Regions from separate parts of the Homo sapiens genome. Here region 2 is linked to region 1. A link is an interaction called in ENCODE POLR2A ChIA-PET data of the cell type or tissue named here. Cell type or tissue: PC-9. All regions are shown on one strand.

The links. Peaks named below come from ENCODE experiments on the same cell type or tissue, not always from the same donor. Only the 100,000 strongest peaks of a DNase experiment are listed, where the experiment ranks them.
Region 2: POLR2A ChIA-PET joins it to region 1 with 16 read pairs; 1 of 35 experiments calls an interaction of 5 or more read pairs at or near these places.

The regions. Positions count from the first base shown.
Region 1 is chr1:84,834,355-84,839,354 of GRCh38, forward strand. The region is part of intron 2 of LPAR3 (lysophosphatidic acid receptor 3); the gene reads right to left. Among named protein-coding and RNA genes, the nearest start is that of LPAR3, 56 kb to the right of the region's middle. In PC-9, no CTCF peak of the experiment used is centred here; DNase peaks (open chromatin) are centred at 227 and 1,927; H3K27ac peaks cover 871 bases.
Region 2 is chr1:84,269,738-84,274,737 of GRCh38, forward strand. No RefSeq gene overlaps it. Among named protein-coding and RNA genes, the nearest start is that of SAMD13, 29 kb to the right of the region's middle. RefSeq lists an enhancer at 1,830-1,919. In PC-9, no CTCF peak of the experiment used is centred here; DNase peaks (open chromatin) are centred at 1,874, 2,054 and 2,864; H3K27ac peaks cover 1,909 bases.

The sequences.
Region 1 (5,000 bases):
AAGACCTTTAAATACTAATAAGAGTAGAATTTGACCCTTAGGTAACCAGGTTGGAGACGATAGCAAATGAGAAGATAGATGAGCAGAAGTGATGTTACTATACCTGGAAAATCAACTTTACTGTTCCTATGGGTCCATTTTACTGAACAGAGGTTTTATTATGAATCACCTTGTTTGCTTGGCAATTCTAGTTAGTCCAGCCAAAGCAAATGTATTTCATGGGGCCTTTGGCAAGACTGCTTTCCTTTTCTTTGTATGTGTGTACAAGATGATTCATAACACATACCCATGTAATTGAAGTATTTAATGTTTGTGCCTAGCTAAAATGAGATCAGGTCATCAGCCCATTCTTATACAAAGTCTTAGCAATAAATCTCATAAACTGTTTTTTGGTAGAATCACAGACTCTGAGACTTGCAAGAATTCTTACAGGGTGCCTATCTATCCTCCCACTCTATGAAGGAATCCCCTAAATGGCACTACACACAAGGGTCATCAACATCTACTTAACACTTCCCACAAGGACTTCACCTCACTGCACCAGGCTGCCAGGTCCACTGCAGAGGAGCTCCGATTTTTAGAAAAGTCTTTTGACAATGAGTTAAAATATTCTTTCTGTAACTTCTACTTGGTCCTAGTTTTAACTTCCAGACCTCTGAAATAAAATTCCTTTTCCAGGTAACAATTCTTAAAATGTTTTAAGAGAATTGCTATGTCATTTCTTCTCTGGTGACACTCCCCCAATTCCTTCATCTGTTCTGGATCCTTCAAAACTCCAGTTACCTTCCTACAGGTGCTTACTACACTGACTAAATTCCTCTTAAAATGTGATGGCCAGAATTGGCCTTAAGATGCACCGTGGACTGATCTGTTTCCAAAGAAAGCAAAACAATTTGTTCTCCAACTCTGGATTCTACACCTTTGATTAACGTGCCTGCAACTGCATGTCCCTTTTTGGAGAACCACGTGGGCATGATGTAATCTACCCCACAGCATTTCTGGTTCATAGAAACCCTTAAGTCTTTTGTTTTCCTTGAACATGCACTGTTATCAAGAAGGTCTTACTCATCTTTGTGGAGTTGTGATTCGCAAATGTGTGTACGTGTGTGTACGTGTGTGTACGTGTGTGTGTTTTATCTAAACAATGAGCATATCTAGTCTCTTAAAATGCTGTTCTTGCTTGTTTTGGCATAACATTTGACTCTGTTGATGGCTATTTAGATCTGGAACCTCCTACTTAACCTATTAGCTATTCTTCCCACATATTTTGCCACTTACAAGCAATTTTTAAAATATCTTCTACAAGTCCAATATTACTATTTTGCTCAAAAAATATAGACCAAGTACAAATTTCTCTGGCACTCCTTGAGATTCTTGCTAGATTGACGTCAATCTTGTCTTAATCACCAAACTTCAGGTGTAACTGTTCAGTTATTGATGAATCTCCTAACTGTTCTAGCACCCTGCCCACACTTCTTGGTCAACAGAATATTGTGTCCAATTATCAAAGGCCTTCTGGACATCCATATACTACATACTTTCTAGAGCATTTTCTTTATTTAACTAGCAACCTTATCACGAAATGTAAACTGAGTTAATTTGTTTAATTTACCTGGTGTTGTATGAATATGAATGCCCCCCCAACCCCGGCCTTTTTTTTTTTTTTTTTTTTTTTTTTTACTTAGAAACCCATTCTACATGGCTGGGTGTGGTGGCTCACACCTGTAATCCCAGCACTTTGGGAGGCCAAGGCGGGCAAACTGCTTGAGCCCAGGAGTTCAAGACCAACCTGGGCAACATGGCAAAACTCTGTCTCTACAAAAAAATATAAAAATTGGCTGGGCATGGTGGCACACGCCTGTAGTTCCAGCTACTCAGGAGGCTGAGCTGGGAGGATTGCTTGAGCCCAGGAAGTCATGGCCTCAGTGAGTCATCATCGTAACACTGCACTCCAGCCTGGGCGATACAATGAGATCCTGTCTTTAAAAAAAAAAAAAAAAAAACCCATTCTGCAATTTTGCTGAGCATCTGTCATCAATCTGTCATCAAACATTAAAATAGTTAACCAATATAAATTCATGTCTAATATAAAACCACTCATGTATAAAATATTTCCAATCTTCTGAATGTGGTTAGAAAATGAAATTTAAAGTTCTACTGTTTAAAACTGACATGTTCCTTTCTTCTCAAATATACATACACTATGTCCTGGGGAAGGATAATAACATTTCATTTTCAATCAATTAGAATAACTTATTTGGAATTTAATTTAGAAAATTAGAACAAAATCTTAAAATCATAGTTCTCTCTGAAGCTGAGATGGCCTTTCAGGAAGACCAAAACAAAACGAAATGACAGTTCTCAAATTTAACAGTTATTTCTGTCCTTTCTACTTGCCTTATTTTATAGATGAGAAGACTAAGGCTAAGTAAATATTAGCAAATAATATAATGAAAGCTACTCTTATCCTGCAAATTAAAAGCCCTATATTATTTATTTTTGTTTTAAATGGATACATTGAATTGTACACATTTACTATTTACAATTGGATGTTTTGATACATATATACATTGTATAATGATCCAATCAGTGTAGTTAGTATACCCAAAAGCCTTATATTCTTAAGAAAAAAATAATTCTATCACTAAAGGAAAAAACCTTACTTTATCAATTTTTTTTTTTTTTTTTGAGACGGAGTCTCGCTCTGTTGCCCAGGCTGAAGTGCAATGGTGCAATGGCTCACTGCAACCTCCACCTCCTGCATTCAAGTGATTCTCCTGCCTTAGCCTCCTGAGTAGCTGGGACTACAGGCACGTGCCACCACACCCAGCTAGTTTTTTGCATTTTTAGTAGAGACAGGGTTTCACCATGTTAGCCAGGGTGGTCTCGATCTCCCAACCTTGTGATCCACTCACCTCAGCCTCCCAAAGTGCTGTGATTACAGGCGTAAGCCACCGCTCCTGGCTACTTTAATTTTTAAAAACCACACTTGATATAAATATCACACTTTAACTATTTAAAGAAAGAAAATTCCCCTAGGCTAATCCCACATAGCCAGCAGGTATGCTTCCCTGCAGGTTCTGAGCCAGTCTGGCGCCAGCAAGAATTTGGAGTCTTTTCCCACTATAGAAAAAAAACAAGACAACATCACCTCTGAGAGAGTCAACAGAGGAGTGTATACACTGCCAAACTTAAGGCAGAAGTTTCTCATTATAAAACATGGAAATACAGTGCATTAGCGAAGTCTTTATTATATATGTTATTACACCTACACACAAATAATATTCGTAAGTTTGTTGACACTGAAAAGAAAGTCTGAAATGCTAATAATGGTGGTAATGAGATAAAGAAACAGAAGGGCAGTAAGGCTAGAAGAGTTTCTGCAGGTTGTAATCAAACTTCACTTTCTTTTATATACCACTTCTTTTCTGGACCACTGCAAAATCAAAGGGCATATGGTTTCCATCTCTGAAAAGAAATGTATGTTCCTATTTGCACAAAACCAGGGTATCTGTTATTTGGAGCTAGAAGAAAAATGATACAATTCAGAAATGGTATCCTTAGATTATACATAATTCATTTCTAGGACATCTACTTGTGAAACATCCTGGGGTTGTTTAACTAGATGGCTCCTATGGTTCCTACTAGTATAAGGTGATGTGATTAAAACATCTCCTTAGAACACTAGAGCTCTGCAAAACACAGTTCTAGCATGTATTGGGGCATAAAGAGCACAGGCCAGCTCCTGGAGATACAAGCTGTACTCACCTCCCACAAAAGTAGTCCTTGGGAGTTGGGGACAAGCAGGGGATCCTTGCGGCAAAAGGTATCTGACGGTGAGGATCACTGTTGCCAACAGCCCTGTGCCAATACTCTAGCCACTAGCCTCTGTGCATGAATGCTAAGAAAACTGTGCCAGCCAGCATTGACACGGGGATCCATGGTGGATTCTTTCACAGATCACCCTCTTGCATGGTATACTCCACCATCTTCTCATGGTCCCATTCTCAAAGATTACAGACTGCGCTCATATATGGGCTACATGCTTTGAGTTACAGTGAACAGTATCACTGTACACCCAGTTGTCCAGGATAGAAATTTGGGTGTCATCCTTGACTTCCCTCTCCCCATCCCAACATGTGAAAAATCAGTAAGTACCATTGACTCTGCCTCCTCAGTTATCTCCCTAATCCATCCATTTCTTTCTAACTATTCTATCCCTCTGATGGTGATTACATCAGACCACTATCATCTAGAGTCTGAATTAGTTTAATAGCCAAATGGCCTTCTTGCCTCCAGTCTCAACCTCTCTAATTCATTCTCCATAGTGTGGTCAATCGTCTTTATATTAAATATAAGGTAAGTCTGACAGGACTATCTCCTTGCTTCAAAGTCTTCCAGATAAGGGCCAAAGGACACAGCCGGACAGGCAGGTGTTCATGACTTCTCCCCGACTGACCCGCCCACCTCTCTGCTCCTCTGACTAACCTCTCTTTTAACCCCTTGTTCCTGTCTTGTCATTTGCAGTGCCCCGGACTGGCCCTGCCATCTTTCATTTCCGGGCTTTGTCCCTGCAGCTACCTTTGCCTTCAACATGCCTTACAGGTCCACAATCCAGATCCTCAGACACCACCACAGGTTTCAGTGCTCTGTTTCATGAAAATGGTAACTTACACTTATTGTGCAGGGTTCCATTCAAACCATTTTTATGCATTCTGCCATTTAACCCTCACATCAACCCTCCGAGGTAGGTATTATCATGGTCTCTTTTCATAGATTAAGAAACTGGCACCATTTAGATAGCATTTGGTGTAGAAACCAAGTGAATGATCTTCAAGTCTGGATCATATGCATCTTCTATGTGCTCCCAGAACTCCCAGTGTTTATTATAAAAGTTAGAATTATGTGTTTTCATAATGATCTGTTTTCCCAATTTTTTGCACCACAGACTGTAGGTTCTTAAGGGAAAAGACATGTCTGATTTTTTATGGTTCCCTAGA
Region 2 (5,000 bases), 560 kb before region 1:
TAAGATTCATTCAGTAATTCATTCCACAAAGTTATTGAACATCTACTACCTACCAGGTACAGTTCTAGATTTCGGGAGCACAACTTTAAACAAAACTCCCTGCCTGGTGGATTCTACAGGGGAAGTTAGACAATAAATAAAATAAATAAGAAAGATATACAGTATGTTACATGGTGACAATGTTATGGAGAACAGTAAAACAGGGAAAGGGGTAGTGGATATGAGAGTGGAGGTGGGTGAGGAATTCAGTTTTCAGTAGGCTCTCAGGAAGGTATCACTGAGAAGGTAAAGTTTGAATAAAGTCTAGGGAAGATGAAGAAACATCCAGATAACAGGGGAAGGTTTTCTAGGAGTGGAAATAGCAAGTGTGAAGGCCCTGAGGTAGGAGCATGTCTCGTGTGCTTGGATGCTCAAGGAATGGCAAGGAGGCCAATGTGGCAGCAACAGAAGTGAGCAGGAGATAAGATCAGGAGCGGTTTTAGGGAGGGATCAGTTACTATAGACCAGCTCTGTCCAATGGAAATATAATTCAAGCCACAAACATGAACCAGATATGTAACTTTTAATTTTCTAGTAGCCACAGTAAAAAAGTAAAAAGAAACAAGTAAAATTGATTTTAATAATATATTTTATTTATCCAATGTACCAAAAATATTATAATTTCCATGTATAATTACTATGAAAATTATTAATGAGATATTTTACATTCTTACTTATTTTACATTATTTCAAACTAAGTTTTCAAAGTCCGGTGTGTATTTTGCATCTCAATTCCAACTGGCCCCATCTCATGTGCTCTATAGCCACATGTGGCCTGTTGTGACTGCCTTGGACAGCATTACTGTAGAGCTTGATGGGCTTTTGTAAGGCCTTTCAAAGTTTTTTTGCCTTGGAGGAAACACAAAGCAATCAGAGGGTTTTGAGCAGAGTAGCAACATGATCTAACTTGTTTTCTTTTTTTTGAGATGGAGTCTCGCTCTGTCGCCCAGGCTGGAGTGCAGTGGCGCGATCTCGGCTCACTGCAAGCTCCGCCTCCCGGGTTCACGCCATTCTCCTGCCTCAGCCTCCTGAGTAGCTGGGACTACTCAGGAGTCCCAGCCACACGCCCGGCTAATTTTTTTGTATTTTTAGTAGAGACGGGGTTTCACCGTGTTAGCCAGGATGGTCTCGATCTCCTGACCTCGTGATCCGCCCGCCTCGGCCTCCCAAAGTGCTGGGATTACAGGCGTGAGCCACCGCGCCCGGCCCTAACTTGTATTTTAAAAGGACCGTGTTGGTTGCTGTGTTGAGATAGACTACAGGGACAAGGGAAGAAGCAGGGAGACAAGATGGGAGGCTCCAGTAGTCATGCAGGCAAGAAGTGGTAGTGGTCCCACCTTCATTGCAACAGTGGAGGTGGGACAAGTGGTGGAACTCAGAACACATTTCAAAGGTGGAGCCAACAGGGTCTCCTGACTGACTGAATAGATCATGAGAGGAAGTGGGGTGTTGAGAATGAAGCCAGTGGGAAAAAACATTATGAAGCGTTTCTCAGGTTTTAATCACTTGGTCACAACATTTAAATTTTCCAAGCCCATATATACTTCTCTGCAAAATGCAGAGGCAAGAACGTGCCAGGTCTGTTCCAGGAAGGACAAGGAAGCCAGCATAGTTGCAGAGGAGCAAGCAAGGAGCAAAGTGGTAGGAGACAGGGTCAGAAAGGTGATGGGAAGGTGTTTATAAAGGGATTATGTTGCTCTTTCTACAAATTCAGAGTATACAGGGGATAATGAGTAAAGTCACCCACAAACGAAGCCTGTGCCACTGGGCTGTGGTTAAGAACTCAGCCTCAGACTCTTCCGGGTCATGTAAAAGATAAACAAACCCAGATGTTAGTTAAAACAGTGAAAACTGATTTTGTTCAGTAGCTACCGACAACAAGGGAAAGGGCTGAGCTCCATTCAGATTTGCACAGAGGTGACTGGGTGTTTTTAAAGGAGAATGAGAGAGTAGGAGAGGCGTGAGCGGAGGCTCAGTGGAATCAGGGAAGTGAAAAATTACAAAAGGTTGGTCAATGCAAATACAGTTAAGCCAACTGTGAATGCTTGCTGGCAGTTATTGAAGTTAGGCTGCTATCCTCCCACAGAGACTGAGACAGAGGCCCTAACCTTCCTGAGGATTATATTTCAAAGGAATGGCTTTCAAGTCCTTGAGAAAGACACTCCTGAGTTGCAGGAGATGCATACACATCTGGAAGGGACAGAGGAAAGATTCACAATTGTCAGCCCTTTTTAGTAAATGCTGCAAGAAAGGGAGGTTAGGGACTGAACTCTTCCGGAGAGGAACTCAAAAAGTGTTTGAGTCTTCCCAGAGACAAGGCTCAGGCTGCTAAAAGCCATGCTAAAGTATGGCTAAGTCTCTCAAGAGAGGGTGAATAACGTGTTTGTGCCCAGAGTTTTTGCAGTTCTCAGCCAAAATGATCCATTTCTATGGGGGTTTTTTCTTCTTTTTATTTCAAAAATTCAGTTTAACTAATATATATTGAAAACATAGACAATTTGTAAAACAGAGTCTTTTGATTTGCTCCAAAATGAGAAAGTTGTACAGAGGTAAATCTGCTGTGAAAGTAATAAAGCTTAAGCTTTAGAATCCTCATTTTTACAGACCTCTTCTGAGGGCCTTTGTACTTAATTTTATATTCATACATTGATTTTTTTTTCCTTAAAGAGGCTATGTCCAAGTTAGATAAGCCTTAAGACCAACACAACCCCCTACTTAGGAAAAGCTTTCCACCTTAGACCTAGCCTAGGAATAAAAACAACTGACGGGTAAAAGTAGGGGAGAGGCTGGGACACACCTGTCTGTTAAGCATTCCTGGCCAGGGCCTGTCATTTACATAGCAGGAAAAGCAGCCAACACCTACCCAGCTGCTGCTCTTTAGAAAGGTGAAGTTAAACAAAGAGGACTATCCAGAAGATTTATATGTTTGCCCTTCCCAACCTGGTTAGTTATAAAATCAGGTGTGCTGCTTTTTTTAAAAAAGTAGATTTTATTTTTTTAGAGCAGTTTTAGGTTTGCAACAAAACTGAGCAGAAGGTAGAGATTTCTCATATATTCCCAGTGCTGACACAGGCATTTTCAACATCCCCCAATTTTAACATCTTCACCACAGTGGTACATTTGTTACAATTGACGAAACTATATTGACACAGTATTATCACCCAAAGACTATAGTTTGCATTAGGGTTCACTTTGTGTTGTACATTCTCTGAGTCTGAACAAATTCATAATGACCTGTATCCACCATTATAGTATCATATAGAATAGTTTTACTGCTCTAAAAATCCTCTGTGCTCCACCTATTCATCTCCCTTTTCCTCTTAAGCCCTGGCAACCACTGATCATTTTACTGTCTCAGTAGTTCTACCTTTTTCGGGATCTCAGATACTTGGAACCCTACAGTATGTAGCCTTTTCAGACTGGCTTCTTTCGCTTAATAATATACATGTAAGTTTCCTCCATGTCTTTTCATGATGTGATAGCTCATTTCTTTTTAGTGCTGAATAATATTCCCTTGTCTGGATGTACCACAGTTTATTTATCCATTCACCTACCGAAGGACATCTCAGTTGCTTCCAAGTGTTAGCAATTTTGAATAAAGCTGCCATAAACATCCATATGCGTGTTTATGTGTAGACATAATACCAAAAGAGCATGATTGCTGGATTATATAGTAAGAGAATGTTTATTTTGTAAGAAACTACAAAACTATCTTCCAAAGTGGCTGTATAATTTGCATTCCCACCAGCAATGAATGAGAGTTGCTGTTGCTCCACATCCTTACCACCAATTGGTGTTGTCAGTGTTCCAGATTTGGACCAGTCTAATATGTATGTAGTGGTACTTCATTGTTGCTTTAATTTGCATTGCCCTGATGACATATGATATGGAACATCTCTTCATATGCTTATTTGCCATGTGCATATCTTCTTTAGTAAGGTGTCTGTTAAGATCTTTGGCCCATTTTTTTAATTGGGTTGTTTGTTTTCTTATTGCTGAGTTTTAAGAGGTTTTCTTTTGTTTTTTGTTTTTTGTTTTTTTTGTATTTTGGAAAACAGTCCATTATCAGAAGTGTCTTTTGCAAATATTTTCTCCCAGTCTTTGGATTATCTTCTCATTATCTTGACATTGTCTTTTGTAAAGCAGAAGTTTTTTAATTTTAGTGAAGTCTGGTTTATCAATTATTTCTTTCATGGATTATGTCTTTGGTGTTGTATCTAAAGAGTCATCACTATACCCATACTCATCTAGATTTTCTCCTGTCTCATTACATTCTAGGAGTGTTACAGTTTTACATTTTACATTTAGGTCTGCGATCCATTTTGAGTTAATTTCTGTGAAGAAAGTAAGGGTCGTGTCTTACTCATTTTTTGTGTGTATGTGATGTCCAGTTGTTCTGGGATCATTTGTTGAAGACTCTTTGTTCCATTGTATTGCCTTTGCTCCTTTGACATACACTATCTGCAGGGTTTATCTCTGAGCTCTCTATTCTGTTCCACTGATCTATTTGTCTATTCTTTTACCAATACCACACTGTCTAGATGACTATAGCTTTATATTAACTATTGAAGTCAGATAGTGTCAGTCCTCCAACTTTATTCTTCTTCAATGTTGTGTTGGCACTTCTGGGTCTTTTGTCTCTGCAGATGAACTTTAGAATCAACCTGTTAATCTCCACAAAATGGCTCGCTGGGATTTTAATTTTGATTACACTGAATCTATAGATCAAGTTGGCAACAGCTGACATCTTGACAACATTGAATCTTCCCATCCACGAACACGTAGTATTTTTCCATTTGTTTAGTTCCTCTTTGATATCTTTCATTAAAGTTTTTCAGTGTTTCTCACATGGATCTTGTATTTATTTTGGTAGATTTATACATATTTTATTTTGGGGAAATACTTTTTTTTATTTCAAATTTCATTTGTTCATTGCTGGTTGTCATGGATTGAATATATTA